Linked DNA regions of Homo sapiens: region 2 is linked to region 1. A link is a contact called in ENCODE Hi-C data. All regions are on one chromosome and are shown on one strand. Each heading gives the region's core, a stretch centred on a gene start or an enhancer-like site at or near the end of the contact. The rest is flanking DNA. Distances are from core to core; before and after follow the strand shown. Region 1 holds the start of LINC03049 (long intergenic non-protein coding RNA 3049). Region 2 holds the start of ZNF599 (zinc finger protein 599).

Evidence for each region. Hi-C counts contacts between places; a loop is a spot of excess contacts on that map. Pooled maps may share reads with other maps.
Region 2: a map of CD8-positive, alpha-beta T cell shows a loop between it and region 1 (2.3-fold over the local background). The contact joins the promoter of ZNF599 here to the promoter of LINC03049 in region 1. A Hi-C loop is called at or near these places in 1 of 168 maps with a recorded cell type or tissue (CD8-positive, alpha-beta T cell) and 4 of 50 pooled maps.

Annotation. Positions count from the first base shown.
Region 1 is chr19:34,859,307-34,862,032 of GRCh38, reverse strand. LINC03049 (long intergenic non-protein coding RNA 3049) reads left to right here and starts at 1,379. Exons shown (of 4, transcript NR_182286.1): 1 at 1,379-1,584; 2 at 1,731-1,859. RefSeq lists an enhancer at 1,013-1,578.
Region 2 is chr19:34,771,835-34,774,560 of GRCh38, reverse strand. ZNF599 (zinc finger protein 599) reads left to right here and starts at 1,346. Exons shown (of 4, transcript NM_001007248.3): 1 at 1,346-1,737. The coding sequence starts at 1,720. LOC124904696 (a long non-coding RNA gene) reads right to left here and starts at 1,214. Exons shown (of 2, transcript XR_007067234.1): 1 at 867-1,214; 2 at 1-294. RefSeq lists an enhancer at 1,416-1,525 and a silencer at 1,636-1,695.

The DNA.
Region 1 (2,726 bases), core at 130-2,629:
TTGTAAGGCAGGCCTGGTGGTGACAAAATCTCTCAGCATTTGCGTGTCTGTAAAGTATTTTATTTCTCCTTCACTTATGAAGCCTAGTTTGGCTGGATATGAAATTCTGCGTTGAAAATTCTTTTAAGAATGTTGAATATTGGCCCCCACTCTCTTCTGGCTTGTAGGGTTTCTGCTGAGAGATCCGCTGTTAGTCTGATGGGCTTCCCTTTGAGGGTAACCCGACCTTTCTCTCTGGCTGCCCTTAACATTTTTTCCTTCATTTCAACTTTGGTGAATCTGACAATTATGTGTCTTGGAGTTGCTCTTCTTGAGGAGTATCTTTGTGGCGTTCTCTGTATTTCCTGAATCTGAACGTTGGCCTGCCTTGCTAGATTGGGGAAGTTCTCCTGGATAATATCCTGCAGAGTGTTTTCCAACTTGGTTCCATTCTCCCCATCACTTTCAGGTACACCAATCAGACGTAGATTTGGTCTTTTCACATAGTCCCATATTTCTTGGAGGCTTTGCTCATTTCTTTTTATTCTTTTTTCTCTAAACTTCCCTTCTCGCTTCATTTCATTCATTTCATCTTCCATTGCTGATACCCTTTCTTCCAGTTGATCGCATCGGCTCCTGAGGCTTCTGCATTCTTCACGTAGTTCTTGAGCCTTGGTTTTCAGCTCCATCAGCTCCTTTAAGCACTTCTCTGTATTAGTTATTCTAGTTATACATTCTTCTAAATTTTTTTCAAAGTTTTCAACTTCTTTGCCTTTGGTTTGAATGTCTTCCCCTAGCTCAGGGTAATTTGATCGTCTGACACCTTCTTCTCTCAGCTCGTCAAAGTCATTCTCCATCCAGCTTTGTTCCGTTGCTGGTGAGGAATTGCGTTCCTTTGGAGGAGGAGAGGCGCTCTGCTTTTTAGAGTTTCCAGTTTTTCTGTTCTGTTTTTTCCCCATCTTTGTGGTTTTATCTACTTTTGGTCTTTGATGATGGTGATGTACAGATGGGTTTTTGGTGTGGATGTCCTTTCTGTTTGTTAGTTTTCCTTCTAACAGAGAGGACCCTCAGCTGCAGGTCTGTTGGAATACCCTGCCGTGTGAGATGTCAGTGTGCCCCTGCTAGGGGGTGCCTCCGAGTTAGGCTGCTCGGGGGTCAGGGGTCAGGGACCCACTTGAGGAGGCAGTCTGCCCGTTCTCAGATCTCCAGCTGCATGCTGGGAGAACCACTGCTCTCTTCAAAGCTGTCAGACAGGGACATTTAAGTCTGCAGAGGTTACTGCTGTCTTTTTGTTTGTCTGTGCCCTGCCCCCAGAGGTGGAGCCTACTGAGGCAGGCAGGCCTCCTTGAGCTGTGGTGGGCTCCACCCAGTTCGAGCTTCCTGGCTGCTTTGTTTACCTAATCAAGCCTGGGCAATGGCGGGCGCCCCTCCCCCAGCCTCGCTGCCGCCTTGCAGTTTGATCTCAGACTGCTGTGCTAGCAATCAGCGAGACTCCGTGGGCGTAGGACCCTCCGAGCCAGGTGCGGGATATATTCTCGTGGTGCGCCGTTTTTTAAGCCCGTCGGAAAGGCGCAGTATTTGGGTAGGAGTGACCCGATTTTCCAGGTGCCGTCCGTCACCCCTTTCTTTGACTCAGAAAGGGAACTCCCTGACCCCTTGCGCTTCCCAAGTGAGGCAATGCCTCGCCCTGCTTCGGCTCGCGCATGGTGCTCGCTCCCACTGACCTGCGCCCACTGTCTGGCACTCCCTAGTGAGATGAACCCGGTACCTCAGCTGGAAATGCAGAAATCACCCGTCTTCTGCGTCGCTCACGCTGGGAGCTGTAGACTGGAGCTGTAGACAGGAGCTGTTCCTATTCGGGCATCTTGGCTCCTCCTTGAGTGAGTATCTTAATCCTGAGTTCTAGTTTGATTGCACTGTGTTCTGAGAGACAGTTTGTTATAATTTCTGTTCTTTTACATTTGCTGAGGAGTGCTTCACTTCCAACTGTGTGGTCAGTTTTGGAATAGGTGTGGTGTGGTGCTGAGAAGAATGTATATCATTGATTTGGGGTGGAGAGTTCTGTAGATGTCTATTAGGTCCGCATGGTGCAGAGCTGAATTCAATTCCTGGACATCCTTTTAACTTTCCGTCTCATTGATCTGTCTAATGTTGACAGTGGGGTGTTAAAGTCTCCCATTATTATTGTGTGGGAGTCTAAGTCTCTTTGTAGGTCTCTAAGGACTTGCTTTGTGAATCTGGGTGCTCCTGTATTGGGTGCATATATATATTTAGGATAGTTAGCTCTTCTTGTTGAATTGATCCCTTTACCATTATGTAATGGCCTTCTTTGTCTCTTTTGATCTTTGTTGGTTTAAAGTCTGTTTTATCAGAGACTAGAATTGCAGCCCCTGCTTTTTTTTTGTTTTCCATTTGCTTGGTAGATCTTCCTCCATCCCTTTGTTTTGAGCCTATGTGTGTCTCTGCACCTGAGATGGGTCTCCTGAATACAGCACACTGATGGGTCTTGACTCTTTATCCAATTTGCCAATCTGTGTCTGTAGCCATTTACATTTAAGGTTAATATTGTTATGTGTGAATTTTATCCTGTCATTATGATGTTAGCTGGTTATTTTGCTCGTTAGTTGATGCAGTTTCTTCCTAGCATCAATGGTCTTACAATTTGACATGTTTTCACGGTGGCTGATATCAGTTGTTCCTTTCCATGTTTAGTGCTTCCTTCAGGAGCTCTTGTAGGGCAGGCCTGG
Region 2 (2,726 bases), core at 97-2,596, 87 kb after region 1:
GCCATGGAATATAGGCAGAAGTGATTGCAAAATTGTGTCTTCATTATGTTTTCTTATTTCTGCTCCATCCTGGGGATGCCTCTTTGGATGTAATGCTTTTACTTTTCACAGTGTCCAGGATTATTGCCCTCTTCATGTGGGCTACAGGTTTGGGTGGTGGGCTGAAAGTGTCTTGATGAGACAAGATCTGGTGACCCTGAGTTGCTGGGCATAAGCTGGGCCATCTGGTTTGTGCCTGGTTCTGGCTTCCCTGGGGGCTGGAGGGGCAGATGGGGAGGGGTCAGATCCTGGTTGCTGTGAATTAGAGATGAACAGTGACACGCCATCTTACATCACAAACTAGAAACCATGTCAACTCCACTCTTCCCTTAGGGCTGCAGGTAATTAGTCTCAGTGATCCTAAGTTTTGAATCATGTAAGAAAGTATCCCTTGGGCAATAGGTCTACCTGTATATTAGGAAACCCTCCTGCATATACCGTTTTAAAAAGATGCATACGCCAAATGCTGCAACGTATTATTATGTAAAATTTAAACAGTATTCATGAGGCTCCTGTTGAATCAGTCAACGTATTTGTTTTGACAAATATCAGAGTCTGCAAAGAAGTATCTCAGACCCTCCCCTAGCAGTGTATTGTGATGATGTTGCCAATAATACAGAATATTAATAATGACAGCAATAGCTCTTATGTTCTTATCGGTATGTTCCAGGCCCAGTGCTAAGCAATTCTTAGTTACTTCCCACCAAACAGGTGGCTTTGTCTCATTTATTTACTGGAATTTAAAGAGTCTGGTTCTCAAATGTTTTGCAGCATCCACTTTTCCTGGACAAGTTAAGCAGAGGGCTGGGTCCCACCCCCCAGAGTACCTGATTCAGTGGGTGGGGACTAAGAACTTGCATTGGTAACAAATTCGCAGGTAATGCTGATGTCATCTGAAAATTACTGATAGGGGAAATTTTAATATTATCATATTAAATAATTATCTTCATTTTCCTTAGGAATCTCCATCTCAAGGCTCAGAGAGATGAACTGCTGGCGCAGGGATACACAGGGAGGAAAGTCAAGGCGTGAGTTGCCTGGTAGAGACATTTGAGAGTGGGTCATTGCCTCAGATAATTTCCACGGAACTCTGTGTGCCTCTCCTTTAAGAAGAGGTGAAGCCAATCCCTTTCTTGGGAGCCTTGAGAAGCCGCCTCACCGAGAACAGAAAGTGCGCTCCAGGTACCACCCGGATTCCGTCAAACTACATTACCCAGAAGGCAGTGCTACAAGGGACGGAAGCCGACCCCAAGCCATAGACGGAAGGCGCAGAGGGGCGTTCCCGTAGCGGCGTGGGCGGGACTTCCGGCGTCCAGTCTTCGTCCGCCGTTAGGTTGCGGCTGCTGTGGTTGCCAACGCTACACTGGGTAGAACGCCAGACAGGGGCCACTTTTCGAGACCGAGTAGAGACGGACAGTGAGGAGGATAGGACCCACTTACACGCTTTTATGTCAGCCGCGATCCCACCCCCACAAGCGTCTGCAAAACCCTTCCTGGGGCCTTGGCGACAGCCCTGTGTCCTCACGGCGCGCAGAGGCGGCGCCGCGAACCTTGTGTGCATTTTACACGACGGCGGGGACTGAGGTCCCTCGCAGCCCAGAGCCGGAGCCCGGGGTCGGCCGAGCCCGCAGGACCGGCTTCCTCGCCGACTCTCACGGCCTCACCCAGCCCCCTGGGCCCATGGCGGCGCCGGCGTTGGTGAGTGGAGGGTTCCGCAGCCCGCGCGAGCTCGGGTCACCGCCCGCATGCACCCATCCGCTGTAATACGGCGGATGCCGGGACTCTGTGCTTCTCCCTTTTGATGCCCTAGGTTATGGAGATCCCGGGAGAGGGTGAGGTGAGAGGGCAGGGCTAATCACTTCCTACCCAGGGTCCTGAATCCAGGACAGGAGTTGTAAGGAGAGGTCCCTGTCTCTGGCTCTAACCTGGAGCTGTCGCCTCGCTGCCCTCGGCCTCCATTCCCTCGGGTCTAAAATGCGAGTCTCAGTAATTTTCTCTGTGGAGGGAGCTGGAGAGGGTACGCTTGTGACGTGGGTCCTGTCTTTCACTGCTCGGAGAGCATCACTCTAGGTGCCGTCTTTGAAGAAGGACTCTCTAGGTCCTGCTGTTGTTTTAGGGGATCATTCCAGCGGAAGTCTGGCCCTACCAAAAGCTGGGAGAGGGAATGAGAGCCTCGAGGGCAAGAGGTGAGGCGGGAGCAGCATTTTTGGCAGGAGGCTAGAAGACAAGAAGCTCATTGGATTTATCTTTGCAGATGCCGTCTGTTTATTACAAATGAATCTGGCTTGCCGCCTAACAGCAGTGAATCCGTGCTTCTGTTTAACACATGCTCTTGTATTTGAAAAGCAAATCCAGCACAATATTCATTAATGACAGTGTACATGAATGTATGTCTCTTGGAGTGTGAGCACATAAGGCCCCAAGTTACTCTCCAGCATGTCACACTGTTTACTCCTCGTAGCTCTGATCACCTTCAGGAGTTGTCTATTCATTTTTCCTCACCTGGTCTGTTCTCTAACTTCAATCTAACCTTGTTCCAGGGTCTCTTCAGAGAGAGCTTCCCTGGTTGCATCATGTAAAGTCTCTCCCAGTCTTTGTGGTCTTCTCACTCTTGTGTTGTTTTCTAGAGTCTTCTGACTTTATCTTGATTGTTTATTGCTGAGGATCTGTCCCCCAACCCCAGAATG